Regions from separate parts of the Homo sapiens genome. Here region 1 is linked to region 2. The links are chromatin loops, found by intact Hi-C in ENCODE. Cell type or tissue: spleen. All regions are shown on one strand. Each heading gives the region's core, and the rest is flanking DNA. Links, peaks and the distances in the headings are about the cores only. Region 1 overlaps PRKCB (protein kinase C beta). Region 2 overlaps PRKCB (protein kinase C beta).

Region 1 (8,337 bases), core at 41-8,040, 51 kb after region 2:
ATATCGCCCACTGTCCTCCTCTTTCTACCTTACCCCAGCTCCTAGCTCAGTCACTTGTCTGTGATGGATGTTCACTGACAGCGTCTCCACCCTCTGATGGAGGTCACTTCCTTATACAAGGCCTGAGTTCCATTCATCAGAGGGTCCCCGACTGCATGCATACCAGAGTGCCTTGCACAAGCTCTTGCTCAGTAAATGTCTGTGGGCCGGGCGCGGTGGCTCATGCCTGTAATCCCAGCACTTTGGGAGGCCAAGGTGGGTGGATCACCTGAGGTCAGGAGTTCGAGACCAGCCTGGCCAACATGGTGAAACCGTGTCTCTACTAAAAATACAAAAAAATTAGCCGGGCATGGTCGTGGGCATCTATAATCCCAGCTACTCAGTAGGCTGAGGCAGGAGAATTGCTTGAACCTGGGAGGTGGAGGTTGCAGTGAGCTGAGATCATGCCATTGCACTCCAGCCTGGGCAACAAGAGTGAAACACCATCTCAAAAAAATAAAAATAAAAAATAAACGTCTGTGGAAACAGCCCTATACATTCTTTCATTTCTATATATTTCAAGAGTATTTCCAAAGCCAGTATTCCCAGCCTGGGCCCCTCCTCTCTTCTCGCCTGAATCTACATGAGCTCTTGGCAAAACCCCAGCACACTCCATGACTGCAATGACTACTGATGTGCAGCTAAGGCTCAGATCTCCACCCTGAGCCCAGATCCACGCCCTAAGCCCCAAGATATCCACACGCCAACTGGTCTGTGCCATTTGGACACCAACTAGGTGTCTAAAAGGGAGACAGCCTTCCCTCAAAACATGTTCCTCCTCCCATGGTTCTATCTCTGTCAAAAGCACCACCAGCGCACCTAGTACCCAAGCCAGAAACCAGGGAGCCATCCCTGACTTTCTCATTCCTCCCACGCCAAATCAATCACTAAGTTCTCTCAATAACACCCCCTAAATATCTCTTGAATCTTCCATCCACCTCTCTCCTTCCTCACCACCACTCAGGCGTCCTCAAGTCCTGCCTAGATTACTACCACCGCCTCCTAACCCAAGATCCTTCCTCCAGCCTTGTCACTGTGAAATTCATTTTTAACGGCAGCCAGAGTGGTTTCTAAAAGACAAATCTAATCATGTAATGCTTAGAAAAAAGAAAAGGCTCTGTACTCTCAGAATAAAATGTACACACTCTTTCATAGGACAGATGAGCCCTTTATGACAGGGTTCCTTACTTCCTTTTCTCTGAGCTTGTCCCTAAACACATCCCCTACCCTGAAAATACACAAACATGCCCTTCATTCCAGCCATGCCAAAGTGATTTTGGTTCTTCAATCCTCTTGTGCTTTTGTATATACTATTTCCTCTGCCTGGAGCACTCTCCCCCTTCTTTCCACATCCTCCTTTACTTAGTTAAACCTGTCATCCTTAAGGTGGGACTTTGATATCATTTAGTCCTGGAAGCCTTCCTGATGCCTTCAATTAAGCACCCAACTCTACGCTCACACCATGCGCTTACAGCCATCACAGCACATATCTCACCGTACAGGCACCTGCCTGGTTAGCCATCTGCATTCTTTACCAGACAATAATTTTGGTAATAGCAGAGGCTACGCCTGTTGTGTTCACTGTGAGACACCTCAGCACCACCACCACCATACGCAGTAAGAAGTATTCAATAAATACTTTAATGGATAAATAAATCGACCAATGTATACATCGAAGCTTTTGAGAAAACTTGCTTTTAAAAATCTGGCAGGACAATTTTTTGAAGCTTGGGAGCTGCCTTGTAGACTGAGATCTTTTACCTGAATTTTGGGCAGCTATCCAAAGAAGAAATTATTATATAAAAGATGCCTGCACTCATACGTTTATCACAGTACAATAGCAAAGATATGGAATCAACTTAAGCATCAATCAATGGATGACTGGATAAAGAAAATGTATATATATTTATATATACATATATATTAATATACATATCATTGTGTGTATATAGACACACATACCACCATATATATACATATATACACGTATGTGTGTGGTATATGTATGTATATCTATATATACATACACACAATAGAATACTACTCAGCCATAAAAAAGAGTAAGACCTTTGATTTTATTTTTATTTATTTATTTATTATTTATTTTTTTTGAAACAGTCTCACTCTGTCGCCCAGGCTGGAGTGCAGTGGGGCAATCTCGGCTCACTGCAACCTCCACCTCCCGGGTTCAAGTGATTCTTCCACCTCGGCCTCCTGAGTAGCTGGGACTACAGGCACCCGCCATCATGCCCAGCTAATTTTTGTATTTTTGCAGAGATGGGGCTTCACCATGTTGGCAAGGCTGGTCTTGAAGTCCTGACTAAAACAGGGTCTCACTCTGTCACCCAGGCTGGGGGGCAGTTGTGTGATCATAGCTCACTGCAGCCTTGAACTCCTGGGCTCAAGAGATCCTCCTGCCTCAGCCTCTCAAGAAACTGGGACCACAGGTACACAACACGATGCCTGGCTAATTTAATTTTTATAGAGCCGGAGTCTCACCAAGTTGCTCAGGCTGGTTTCAAACTCCTGGGCTCAAGTGATCTTCCTTCGTCAGCCTCCCAGTGTGCTAATATGACAGGCATGAGCCACCATGCCCAGTCTGAAATCATGTCTTTTGCAGCAACAGGATGGAACCCAAAGCCATTATCTTAAAAAAAAAAAACTCAGAAAGAGAAAGTCAAATAATGCATATTCTTAGTTATAAATGGGAACTATATAATACACATAGACACAGAGTATGGAATAATAGTCATTCTCCAATGGCTACTGAATGACTGTTGAGTAATAGTCATCCTTCTTGGAAGGGTTGGGTGGGGGAGTGAAGGATAAGAAATCACTTAATGAGTACAGGGTACCCTATCTGGGTGATGGACATACCAAAAGCACAGATTCTACCACTAAATAACATATCCATGTAACAAAATTGCACTTGTGCCTTCTCAATTTATACAAGTAAAAACTTTTTTTAAAAAATTTAAGAAGTCCTCATGTTTGGAAGAGAGACAGGATGACCTCAGACAGGGATGCTGGGTTTCGGCACTTCAAGGCTGACAAGACAATGTCAAGAATGGAGTCCTTGGATCCCCAGTCCCCTAGAAATGGGATGCAAGCTCTCTGTCCTTGGAAACGGCCAACCTTAAGAACACAGGCATCCTGGTTAACGAGAGGAGGGTCACGTCCAGGAAGAGAGTGATTATCATGGCCACAGATACCCAATGACCAGTCAGGTCTGAAAGAGCCCCAATGGGCAAGTCCTGCAGAATGAAAAGGGAGAGAGGAGTGATCCACTAAGATGTTATCAGGGCAGAGGATGGGGACCCCATTGTAGGGCACTCCAGGCAAAATTTTACAGGAAGAAATAGCCAAGAAGTGACAATGTCAATGCTTTCCTATTTTATGTTCTTTCCATCCCATTCTCTCTTTCCTCATCTCTCAACATTCTTCTAGTCATTGTGCTCCATTTTCCCTCCACTGAGGGGTCATATTGAGGTAAACTAGAAGGCAGTTAAATAACTATACCCCAGATGTGCCAATCAATGGTCAAATATTGACCTGGAAGACCTTACCTAATGAATTGAAATAGGGTCCTCCCACTTGGTCCCAGTCCGTAAATCATTTTACCCAGGTCCAGAATGAACCTATATAGCATTTACTCATTAAATGAGCAGACAACATGTGATTGGGTGGGTCTAAGGAGACTTTGCAGTTTTGTTGTTGTTGTTTATAATTGACAAGTAAAAATTGTATACATCTGTAGTGTACAACATGATGTTTTCCTACATGTATACATAGTGAAATGGCTAAATCAAGCTATTTAACATATGCATTTTTTCGTAGTGAGAACACTTAAAATCTACTCTCTTGGCAATTTTCAACTATGCAATATATTGGAATTAACTAGTCACCATGGTATACGTGGAGCCTTTGAATTTTAGGATCAGGATGTAGAGATATCTTAGTTTATTAGGAAGTAACTAAACAAAGATAAATATTAGAGGCTTGTGTTTGGGTATTGAAAAATTAATTAATATATGTGTCACAAGAGGAAACAGAAACTAGATGGTTAACAAGAAGAACACAGAAATAGAGAAGTTCAGTTGTGTGGTGGTCGCCAGATCAAATATTCTGATTCTCCCCTCCTCCCAAGTACACAGCAATATGATACTTGCCCAGCCGCTTTGAAGTTAGGCATGGCCATGCGTATTAGTCGGTTCTCACACTGCTATCTTGATACTACCCGAGACTGGGTAATTTCTAGAGGAAAGAGATTTAAATGACTCACAGTTCCGCATGGTTGGGGAGGCCTCAGGAAACTTACAATTATGACAGAAGGCGAAGGGGAAGCAAGCTTGGACCTTCTCACATGGCTACGGGAGAGAGAAGAGTGAGGAGTGAAGGGGGAGGAGCCCCTTATAAAACCATCAGCTCTTGTGAGAACTCACTCAGTATCATGAGAACAGCATGGGAGAAACTGCCCCTATGATCCATTCACCTCCCACCAGTTCTCTCCCTAGACACATGGGGATTATGGGGATTACAATTCAAGATGAGATTTGGGTGGGGACACAAAGTCTAATCATATCACAATGTGACTTGCTTTGGCCAGTGATACACGCTTGGCAGTGACAAGTGTTTATAGGGAGCGCTTCAAGGACCAATACGAGACTTGCCAATCATTTTCCTCCCTCAGTGATCATGGAAGCATGCTTCAAGTTGGTGTGCTTCTATTGGGTAGGTTACTTCTGTGACCACAATGAGCAATCCCTTCCCTTACATGTTCACCCGTGTCAAAACAGGTTGATTATGGTTGGGACCAGAAATAATGTCTGGAACTATGGAGATGCCAATATCATCTCAGTATTAGGAGAAACCCTGTCATTATTAGAGCTGCACAAACACACCATTTTGGGGGTAGCATGTTAGTAACTGAAGATTGGACAGTCACCAATGGCGTGCTATGAAGGGAATTCAAGCATTAGATGGTTCAGTGAGTATTCAATTAACCTTATTTTAATAACAATACCAAATATCCTTCTGGAGAACTATTCCTTTCCCACTCTTGGTCCACATAATTCAGGTAGTGTTAATTCCATCCGGAACTCCAAGAGTAGATAAGGGTGGTCAATCAGCACATTGCTTTTTCACTGGCCCTAGTAGCTAATTTAGAGCCTGTGAGATATAACAAGAGAAAGAGGTGCTCTTCTCTACATGGACTTGAACCTAGAGGAAATGTGAGTAGAGCTTCCATAGCCATCTCACCTTGATGAGGGGAGTCTCTTCCATCTGAGAAGGGAGCCAATACATAAGCAGAGATGGAATAAAGGAAACCATGTCCTGGAAACATAACAAACCCCTGGATCAGACAATACCTGAAGGCAGCTACCCTTGGACTTTTTGGTTTTATAAAGGCAATAAATTCCCTTCTGAATTAAGCTAGTTTGAATTTTCTGTCACCTGTCATAACCAAGATTCCTGCCTCATACAAAGGGTGGTTGAAATACATGAATTTTAAGGTTCTGTCCCAACCTGAAATTTTAAGATTCAAATAACAGCATTCACTAGCTAACTACATTTAGCATTAAAAGGTGTAGGTAGCTAGGAGGCAGGAAAAAAAGGTAACTCTAAAGAACAGACAGATCTATTAAGATTGGTCAAGGCTGCAAAAATCTAAACTATGTCTGTAACACTGGCTACCTAAATTAAATGCCCTCTGGATCTTAGCCACTGAGTGTGGCTCATGTGGACATTGGCCACCATTCTACCCATGAAGCCATAATTATAAATCAAACCACATTTCCTGATCCCTCAGTAAGGTGCAGCATTGTGTTATGCTGGCAGGAGCTACTGTGGCTAAGGCCCTGGAGGAAGGGTAGTTTGCTATTTTTCTTTTTGAAAATGTGTTGTCAAAGCAAAGGTGTCATTTAGAGAAAATGTAACTGAAGTTTCTGCAGAGATCATTCTGTAGTGACCAACACAGTCACTGTATATTTCAAAGTTGACATTTCCAAGATGTATCATAGCTCTTTCACATGCTATCATCACACAAAAAAACTAGGTAGCTCTGCTAAATAACATTTGCATATAGTCTTTAAAAATGCAAATAGAGTATAGATGAGAGGTTGCAGAGATCTAGCCTAGAGACATCTTTTTTTGGTCCATACCATGTCTTTAATAAAAAGAAAAACAAGAAATTTTGCATGAAATCCAGATTTCTGGCTTCTCTTGAAAAAGTAGAAGAGCTGGCAGCCCTAGGATCATATTCCAACAGAGGAAAAATTACTACTGGTGCCCCTTTAAACAAAACACCCACTATTCAATTCAACATGGGTTCCTGCCACCACCTCTGTTTTATACCCACCCACTTCACTCATTTAGGTCTCCTGCCTAATTTCTGTAGGATTTGAGTCTACAACTCTTTTACATTTACAAATTTGTCCACAGATAACTATTAAGACGTCATTTTTATCAGCCAATGTCCTTCTAAACATGCTGGAATTCAATGTTTTCATTATCATCCGATAGTGTTCTATGCACCATAACACCAAACATCTCAGTCAGTAATTACCCATGAACTTCCATGCCTTCAAGCCTTTGCTCTTACTGTTCCCCTGCCTGCTCTGCCCTTTCCCTAAGTCTTTGCTGTTGGAACCCAGCTGAGCCTATAAGATTCAACTCAAATGCCTTCTTCTTGTGAGGCCTGCCTTGATGCCCACCCAAGAATTAGGGTTCAGAATTAATGATCTATTTCCTGGCATTATTGTGATATGAGGGTATAGCATATCTTTTTTTATTTATTTTTTCTTTTTTTGACAGAGTCTTGCTGGAGTACAGTTGTGCAATTTTGGCTCACTGCAACCTCTGCCTCTCAGATTCAAGCAATTCTCCTGCCTCAGCCTCCCAAGTAGCTGGGATGACAGATGGGTGCCGCCACACCCAGCTAACTTTTGTATTTTTAGTAGAAACAGGGTTTTGCCATGTTGGTCAGGCTGATCTTGAACTCCTGGCCTCAAGTGATCTGCCCACCTGTAATCCCAAAGTGCTGGGATTACAGACGTGAGCCATCTTGCCTGGCCTAGCACATCTTTATCACACCTCAACCCTTATTTCTTCCCATTTTCTATAATAGTTTATAACGATCAGGCTGTCTCCTCACGAGACCGAAAGCTCTTCAAGGACAAGCACTAAGTCCCCAATACCTTAATGGCAACTTAATCACTTATAAGGTACCAGCACCTTACCTGTCTTTTCTCATTTAAACCCCACACAATCCCTATGAGGTGGGTCTTATTAATATTGCCATTTGAAAGATGAGGAAACTGAGACCTAGAGAGACTCAGAGCCCAAGAGTGGTTTTCTTAAGCCCTCTACTACTTGGGCACACATTCTTCATTACCCTGTGATATGGTTTGGCTGTGGCCCCACCCAAATCTCACTTTGAATTGTAATAATCCCTGCATGTCAAGGGTGGGGCTAGGTGGAAATAACTGAATCATGGGGGTGGTTTCCCCCATACTGTTCTCATGGTAGTGAATAAATCTCAGGTGATCTGACGGTTTCATAAATGGGAGTTCCCCTGCACATGCTGTCTCCTGCCTGCCACCATGTAAGACGTGACTTTGCCCCTCATTTGCCTTCTGCCATGATCGTGAGGCCTCCCCAGCCATGTGGAACTGTGAGTCCATTAAACCTCTTTCCTTTATAAATTACCTGGTCTCAGGTGTGTCTTTATTAGCAGCATGAGAACAGACTAACACACTCTGTATGTAGAAGGCAACAGAATGTGCTGGGTGGAGCCGAACACTTCTGTTAAATAACTTCCACCAATTTCTGCAGGACTCTTGAAGGGCTGTTCTTCCCCTTCCATCCCCTTCCCCTGGGCTCTGCCCCAGCCCTGAGCAGCCTGTCTCACCCACTCTTCTCCCCAAGAGTATGCAGAGAATGCCACTCTCTGCTCCCACACACCGCCTGACAGGAAAGCTGGGTAACCTTCCCTTATCACACCAGCCTTTCCAGGGGCTCTGCTTCCCTCTGAAATTACATTAAATTGTTCCATTAGTGTCAAAAAAGGAAGATGCATGATATTTTATGAATTTCCTTTTTTAAAGAAAGTTATCTTCAGAACTGTACTCCTGCTGACTGCTTCCAGAAAGTTGGAGGTTATTTGGGGGCAGAATTTATTTGCAGAAAAACCACAAAATCGGTTTAAATGCCAGAATTTATTCTAGTTGGCTTGCTTGAATCAATACAGATGTGATAATGCAAAATCATAGAAGTCAACTTGAATAGAATTTCTCCAAA
Region 2 (8,337 bases), core at 43-8,042:
CACAAAGGATCTAAATCCACCGAATGGCACATGAGTGTTAACAAAAATCTAAATGAGATTTTACGTGTGAATGCCCAGCACCAGGGGACAGCAGAAGGTATATTCTCAATGAAGGTTCATTTATTTCCTTCCAGGATGGAAGGATTCATGGTACAAGCTCTACAGCTGAGCTGCCTGGATTCTACACCGTGTGCCACTGTTGATTAGCTGTGTGACCTTGAATATGCCCATTGTCTTTGCTGTGTCTCATTTTCTAGTCTATAAAATAGGGACAATGATAGTACTTTCCTCATAGAGTTGTTATGAGGAATAAGTGAGTTATCTTAGCACAGTGTGTGGACACAAGAAGTGCCTAATAGATGCTAAGAAGTGTCAATATTATCCCTACCTACTTCTGCTCACCCCATGCGGCCTGTACACTCCTGGAAAAATCACCTTCTGAAGATTCAGCTTTGATATTATTTCCCTGCTCCAACACATCCACTGCTATTGCCTAAATCTGCAGCGCCCAGTGTGGTAGCTACCAGCCACATGGAGCTATGTAAAAGTAAATTAATTAAATAAAATCTAAAATGCCAATAAAAATCTTCATTCATGCCAGCTACTTTTCAAGTGCTTGATGCCACATGCGTCTGGAGACAACATTGGATAGTACAGATATAAGAAATTTCCAGCACCATAGAAAGTCTTATTGGACAGCAGTAGCCTAAAGGTTAAAGTTCAAAATGCTTAGCCCGGCATCTACCCACAGTATACCCCACCATCTAACTTGACTCTCATCTCTTGTCACTCCACTGCCCCACACTCCAGCCAGGCGGCATTAACCATCCATTTCCATGATGTATTTTACACATTCCCTATTGTGCACATCTTTTCCACAAACAAATCAATACCCACAGCCCATCCCATGCAGTCCACAAATGAAACTTAAAGCAAAGGAGCTTGGTTTTCCAGCCAGCAGACAGAGGGCCAGATTGGAATAGAAATGGCACATTCCACAGGACACTTCAGCTCAGCATCCCTGCAGGACAGACGACAGTTCACTCATCCTACCTACCTTAACACAGGGGTGACAAACGCAAATGCCTGCAGAGGCTAGGCCTGTGACTGAGTGATGCAAGGCTGGTGTGACACAGAAGGGAAGGGATATGGGGGGACTGCGCTGAACTGAGGGGCATATGCCCTTCCAAGGGACACTCAGCTCTAGCCAACAGTGGCCCTGGGTTCACTGGTCCAGAGTCGTGAAATAGGATTTTTTTAAAAAGTTCTGTACAGGCCATCCAAACACATCTAAGTGCTGCCAGTTTATAAGCTCTCTTAGCTGGTCATTCGGCCTCAAATATTTACAGCTTGGTTGTATGAATTTCTGTGTTAAAATATCCCCAATCTTAGAATGGAGATAAGACCACCAATTTCACATACGGTTGTGAAGGTGAGATCAGATTCACGTGCCTACCACGTGCCTGGCTTATACCTAATTCTTACTAAAAATGTGAGCGAATGAATGAATGAATGAGCTCTTCTGGTCTCTCCCACACTCGGAAACCACTCATTGCAGCTGAGTAGAGGAGGGCAAGCAGAGACCACGGGCAGGGAGATGGTTTGTGTGAATCTGTGGGCAGCCGGCCCCAACACAGACAAGCTAGAGTTCAGGGGTCATCTTACAGCCCTGTCTGGCCAGCTTTCAGTACACAGTGAGCATTTATGCTTGTGGCTTCAAAATTCCAACATTACAAACGAGTATACAGTTGAGAATCACCACTGTACTTCATCACTGGAGAGAACCGTTCTTTCCAGTCTCCTGTGTATCCTTCTAGAGACGTTCTCTGTATGCGCGACCACATGTGTGAGGCTATCTGTAGGTACGGACTGAGATATTCCCTACTTCAGTTTTCTTTTTTTATCTAGATCCCTGCTGTTTTGCCCATATACAATTCTACAGCACTAGTTCTCAGTCCTGGCTCCCCAGGAGTCACCAGGGAGCTTTTAAAATGAAAAGTGCTCAAGTCCCACTCCCAGAGATTCTGATTTAATGGGGCTGTGAGGAGAGGGTGGTGGGCAGGCATCAGTACGTTTTAAAAGCTCCTGGGTGATTTGAATGTGCTTGGGAGAGCTGAACACTGCTACTCTGAACGCACCTCCACCACCTGCTTTTCCCCACACTAACACATCTGGGAGGGTCTGTTCCATCTCCATATGTAGAGAATAACCCCATTCTGTTTGCACAATTGCATCTGTTCCACCGTATAGAGGTCCTTCCTCTAATTTGCCCAGTCTTATGGGAAACTCTTAAAGTTCTGATGGTGATTATTTCTTCCTGGAAGAGGGGAGGAAGAGATAGCAAACTTCATTTGCTTATTCACAGCCCAGCACTAAAAAGGAAAAACAAAAGAAAGAGCAGTAATTTTGCAGTGGTCAGCAACTGCCGGAAAAGACTGTTTTCCTTTATAATGTTACCAAATTTATTTAACTAAGCAAGATAAAACAGTTGAGCCAACATGAGGAAAAGAACAGGCCTGAGAAGTAAATAAATCCACCAGAAGAAAGCTGCCCCTACCCTTCCCTCTGCAGTAACAACCCTGGGAGAGCCAGACCCTGAGCAGAACACCTGCTGGGGACATCCTTCCTGTTTGGGTGGCACGTGGAGACTGTCCTTGACCCCATGACTTCCCGCTTTTGATCAGGCCCCCAAAGATGCAGAGAGCAGGACACAATGCCATGGTCTAAGGGGATGACACATCAATATCTCTTCACTCACCAGCCATATCCAGCAGCAGATTGCTCAGACCAGAAGCAGGCCTAACCCCAAAACCAAGTGTGGTGGCATGTCTTGTTTCTGCCTGACAGCACCCATCCTCCATGCTTCTCCTGTGAGGAATCGCTCTTCACTGGCTCACTGATTGTGTGGGCCAGCTAAGGCTGCCCTCATCCTCTGGCTCTAAGGGTGGACATGGGACCTGGGCCACAGTGGGGATTCAGGCATGGGCGTGTGACTCAGGACACCCAAAGAGAATCAGCTTCAGGACTTTTGCTGGAATTATTAGGAAAGAGGGTTTATTTTCCAGCAGAGTTGTTAAACTGGTAGGGAATAAATTTGCATCTGCCATCCGTTTTTGGGGGGGCGGTTTTTGTGGGTTTTTTTGAGACAGAATCTCACTCTGTCACCCAAGGTGGAGTGCAATGGTGCGATTATGGCTCACTGCAACCTTGAGCACCTGGATTCATGCAACTCCCACTTAACATCCCTAGTAGCTACTACAGGTGCACACCATTACACCTGAATTTTTTTTTCTTTTGTAGAGATGGGGTCTCACTAGGTTGACCAGGCTGGTTTCGAACTCCTGGCCTCAAGTGGTCTTCTTGCCTCAGGCTCCCAAAGTGCTGCATCTGCCATCTTTACCATCACCAAGGAAAAGTTTTTTTGAGAATGAAGCCAACACAGAGAAAAGCTGAGCCAAGAGATGCCCCATGACCATGCTGGAGCACCTAAATCCAGCCAGACCTAAAGAACTCTCAACTCCTCTGTACAAGCCAATAAATGCCTCTTTTCCTAAACCAACTTGAATTGTTTTTTTTGTCTCTTGTGACCAAAGGAGTCCTGACTAACAAACCAAATGTGAGAAGTTGAAGGGTGGGCCGTGGGGGCCCTTATTTCTCTTGTGCTTCGTACGTTCCTATAAGTAAGCCTTTATTATTATTATTTAGGAGCTTGGTGTTACTAGCACTCAATTCCATCAGTCCATACTGGTGAATTCAGGAAAGTTGAGATACAGAGTTTCATCCTTCCCTTAATTCCTTTAGATATTGCAGAAGACGTAATGCACCTAGGAGTTTCAGTGGGTGTTCAGGCGTGGGCGTGTGACTCAGGTCACCCAAAGAGAGTCAGCCAGGAACTATGAGGTTTGACAGGTCTACTGTGCCCATGAGTGTCTGTTACTTGGGCATCTTCTCAGTAGGTGCCTTTAGGATAGGCACATCCACCTCGCTGATGCAACAGCGATTTAGACCCTTTGCTACTACCAGCATCCTCCCCTTGCTGGTAAAGCAGAGGCCACAGAGCCACAAGCCACACCCTTTGTTGACATGACAAGGAGTGACAGCCACCAAATTGTGCCTCCTGAGGTGGCATAATCTCTGGGCTACCTTGAAGCCCAGAGACAAATGCGTGTCAATCCCAGGCCCCCAACTCACTCTAAAATAGGCAAATGGAAAAAGCTTAATCCCCAGCCAGGAAAAACACTAGCAACAATTCTGCAACGAGGAATGACTTGCTAAGTGAATACTGCAAAAATCACTGAATCATACACAGGACCATGGAGACTACAAAAAGTGTCTGTTGGCTTTGCCTGCCCAGCGTCCACTCCCTTTTCTCTGGTAGCTGGAATGTTGTTTTTCTTTGGGAAGCCATCCTTTCTCCACGGTATGCAGTCCTGGTGGGGCTGTCAATCGAGGTGCCCGGCTTTCCCCTTGCACATGACTGAACCTCACAACATTGGGGAATCACACTGTTCTCCCTGGGATTTGATTCTTGGGACAAGGACAGAAAACAGCTGGAGCTGATTCCTCCCGATGGTGTCACCCTGTGAAGGTCATCCATTCGCTCCTGCCACCCAGATCCCCAGAGCCACCCTGGGCCCTGTACTCTCTGAGGCCTGGCACCACTCGTGTGCCAACCCATAATATTTCCAGTTTTTTTTTTCCTTTAGATAACTAGAGTTCTTTTGTGTGCTTACAAATGACAAAAGAACCTGAACCAATCCAGACACCTAATCTCACCCCAGATTGATGCAAATATCTTTTCCATGACATCCCCAAAGGATGGTCACCAAGCAGCTCCCTGCACTCTTCCAGGACGAGGGGTTCTCTGCCTCCTAAGGACAGCTCTGACATTAGAGTTCTTCAACTGCGCAGAAGTCGGCCTGCCTCAGTCCTGATCCTGCCCTCTTGGCCCCTTCCTCCTCTCCTTGGCTCCTCCTCCTGTTCTCCAGCCCTTCCCTATCCTAGAGGAAGTTCTCGAGGCTCTGTCCTAGGTGCTGATCTCTACCCTGTGGACTCTCTCTCACTGAAGCATCTTGTCAATCCAAGGGACTTCAGGAATTCTATTCCTGCTGGTCCCTCTCAGTCCTGTGCTCCTCCCTGAACCCCACACCTCTCTGTCCACCTGTCTCCTCAGCACCACCATTCAGATGAACAGAACATGCCCCAAGCCAAGTTCTCATTCTTCTGCCTCATTTCTCAGGATGTGCCTGCATCCCTTACCCTGGGACTCACCCTTCTCTCCTCCCTCACCACCACCACCACTCACTTCCAAACACTAATTCTGTTCAGTCTAGCCCCTAATTATCACCCAAAACCAGCCCCCTGCCCTGAGCAAATATATATATATGAGACCTCATATCTCTGGTCTCTGACACTTGATTCTTGTTTAACTCCTATCATCCTTCAGATATCAGATTAAATATCATTTCCAGCTGGTCAGAGTGCCTTACGCCTGTAATCCCAGCACTTTGGGAGGCCAAGAAAGGTGAATTGCTTGAGCCCAGGTGTTTGAGACCAGCCTGGGCAACACAGCAAAACCCTATCTCTGCAAAAACACAAAACAGTAGCGGGGCAAGGTGGTGCATGCCTGTACCCAGGTAGCTGGGGTGGGAGGATCACTTGAGCCCAGGAGGTCGAGGCTGCAGTGAGCCGTGATCATGCCAATGCACTCCAGCCTGGGCAACAGAGTGAGACCCTGTCTCAAAAAAAGAAAAAAAATATATTATTTTCTTGGGGATTAAATATCACTTCTGTCCTGACGTGCCAATCTAGGTTTAACATGCTCACTGTATGTTCCCATTTGACTTAATGTCTCCAAGTCACTTTGTTATTTTCAACCATAAAGTAGGAATAAAAAGAGTACCTACTCATAGAGTTGCTGGGATTAAATGTGACAACACATTAAAAACACTGAAAGAGGCCGGGCCCGGTGGCTCACGCCTGTAATCCCAGCACTTTGAGAGGCCGAGGCAGGTGAATCACCTGAGGTCAGGAGTTAGAAACCAGCCTGGCTAACATGGTGAAATCCCCATCTCTACTAAAAATACAAAAATTAGCCGGGCGTGGTGGCGGGTGCTTGTAATCCCAGCTACTTGGGAGGCTGATGCAGGAGAATTGCTTGAACCCGGGAGGTGAAGGTTGCAGTGAGCCAAGATTGTGCCACTGCACTCCAGCCTGGGCAACAGAGTGAGATTCTGTCTCAATAAAAATAAAAATTAAAAAGAAAAAAATCATTTCACTGAGGATTAAATATCACTTCCGTCCTGACCTGCCAGTCTAGGTTTAACATGCTCACTGTATGACCCCATTTGACTTAACATCTCCAAGCCACTTTATTATTTTCAACCATGAAATGAGAATTAAGAGTACCTACTCATGGAGTTGCTGGGATTAAATGTGACAACACATTAAAAACACTAAAAGAAAAAACTAAACCTTAACACCATAATAGGCACTAGCTCATCATAAATATTAGCTATTACTATTGTTGTTGCAAATAATAAAAATATCTTTCCCTCCCAGACTGTTAACTCCATTAAATCAGAGGAGCCATATGTTTTGTTCACTACTGTCTTCCTAATACTGACACATAACAGGAGCTCAGTATTTAATTGGCTGATTGGTTGTGATTTAAAGCTCACGACTGTAGACCACACTCTCCCTCACTTTTCTCCCCAATGTTTCCCCTTCACCAGGCTAAACATTTTCATTTCCTCCCAATACATTTTAGTTATACAAGACAAAACCTTCTCACCATCATGCTAGATGCCCTTAGACAAGGTAAACTCATAGCAAAAAGGCCTTCGTATGGGAGACTTTCCATTTGCTTTCTTTTTTATTTAAATAAGACAGTGAAGGGGAAAACCTAAGTACAGGAAAAAATTAAAAACTGAAAGGAAATAGATAAAATGTGGATGGTGGTGGTTGTCTCTAGTTAAAAGGACTTTCAGGATTTCTTTTTCTTTTTACAATTTTGCATTCTCTGATATTTAAATATAATAAAGCAAATACAAATTTTCATATACCTGAACTTCATGAGGCATACTTTGATACAAGACAATACAAATGTATTATACGCATGTACCACCAAAATTGAGATACAGAGCATGGGCACCACCTAAAAAGTTTCCCTGTACACACCCCCAGCCTGTGGTAGACACTGATCCACTTTCTGTTACTATATAGATTAATGGCCTCGTACAGTATGCACTATTTTGTGTCTGCCTTCTTTCACTTAAAATAATGTTTTTGAGACTCGCGCATGCACGTGTCTGTATTAGCAGTTAGTTCATCTTTACTGCTGAATAATATTCCATTATATGATTATTCTAAAGTTTGCTTATCCATTCATCTACTGATCAATATTCTGGGGTTTTTTTAACAGTATCTGGTTATTATGAATAAAGCTGCTATGAACATTCATTTATAAGTCTTAATTTATTCATTCATTTTTTGTGTGGGCATACAATTTAATTCCTCTTGGATAAATACCTAGGAGTGGAATTGCTGTATCATACTGTAACTCTATGTTTAACTTAATAAGAAACTGCCATTGTTTTGCAAAGTGGTTGTACCATTTTTTAAAGGAAAACAATCCAACACATTATCTTATAATATGTTTTGCATTCTAGATGTTCAATTAAAGACATTTAACTGTGGAAAACTGTTCTGCACCTAAAGCTAAAGGTATAGTCCCATGAAATGACGTAACAGGGGCAAGTAAGAGAGGAAACCCTGAGAGATGGGCAACCTCGCGGGGGCTAGCATCACAGAGCGGGGCCAGAGATGGACAGAGGGAGCTGCAGGTGGAAATACCCCAAACTCTCTCTCCTCCCACCTTCTCGTCTCTTGCTGCCACCTCCCTTTGGCTTAACTCAGACAAAAGTCAACCAGCAAGGGAGTCCAGGAGATACAGTCCACAGGGGTCTACCTCCTGGGACACAGAGTAGGACAAAGAAGGCAGGAGAATGCTGGTCCCAGAGGAGGGACCAAATGGAGAGGAACCATCACACCATCCGTCCTCAAAGGGGAGGAGAGAAGGAGCACGTAGGAAACACTCCCAGAGGCCAACACTTGTAAACCAAACCCCAATATGAATTTCTGATGGCGATCACGATTGCCCGCTACACCTACAACATGTACTTCATCCACAGGGAATTTTTCTGTTGACAATGGGTCAGTTTTGATTAGAGCTGATCGATGGAGATGGTGACAATGATGGTAACTACTGCCACGGCTTCTAATAAAAATAATACTAAAACAGTAGTGAATACTTCATTGCATATTTACTGTAACTCA

The links. A loop is a pair of places that touch in the nucleus more often than their neighbours do. Peaks named below come from ENCODE experiments on the same cell type or tissue, not always from the same donor. Only the 100,000 strongest peaks of a DNase experiment are listed, where the experiment ranks them.
Region 1: it touches region 2 in a loop (2.0-fold over the local background); 3 of 110 quality-filtered maps call a loop at or near these places.

What each region holds. Positions count from the first base shown.
Region 1 is chr16:23,920,295-23,928,631 of GRCh38, reverse strand. All of the region lies in intron 2 of PRKCB (protein kinase C beta), which reads right to left. Among named protein-coding and RNA genes, the nearest start is that of PRKCB, 88 kb to the right of the region's middle. In spleen, for the core only: no CTCF peak of the experiment used is centred there; no DNase peak of the experiment used is centred there; H3K27ac peaks cover 857 bases.
Region 2 is chr16:23,971,103-23,979,439 of GRCh38, reverse strand. All of the region lies in intron 2 of PRKCB (protein kinase C beta), which reads right to left. Among named protein-coding and RNA genes, the nearest start is that of PRKCB, 140 kb to the right of the region's middle. In spleen, for the core only: no CTCF peak of the experiment used is centred there; no DNase peak of the experiment used is centred there; H3K27ac peaks cover 998 bases.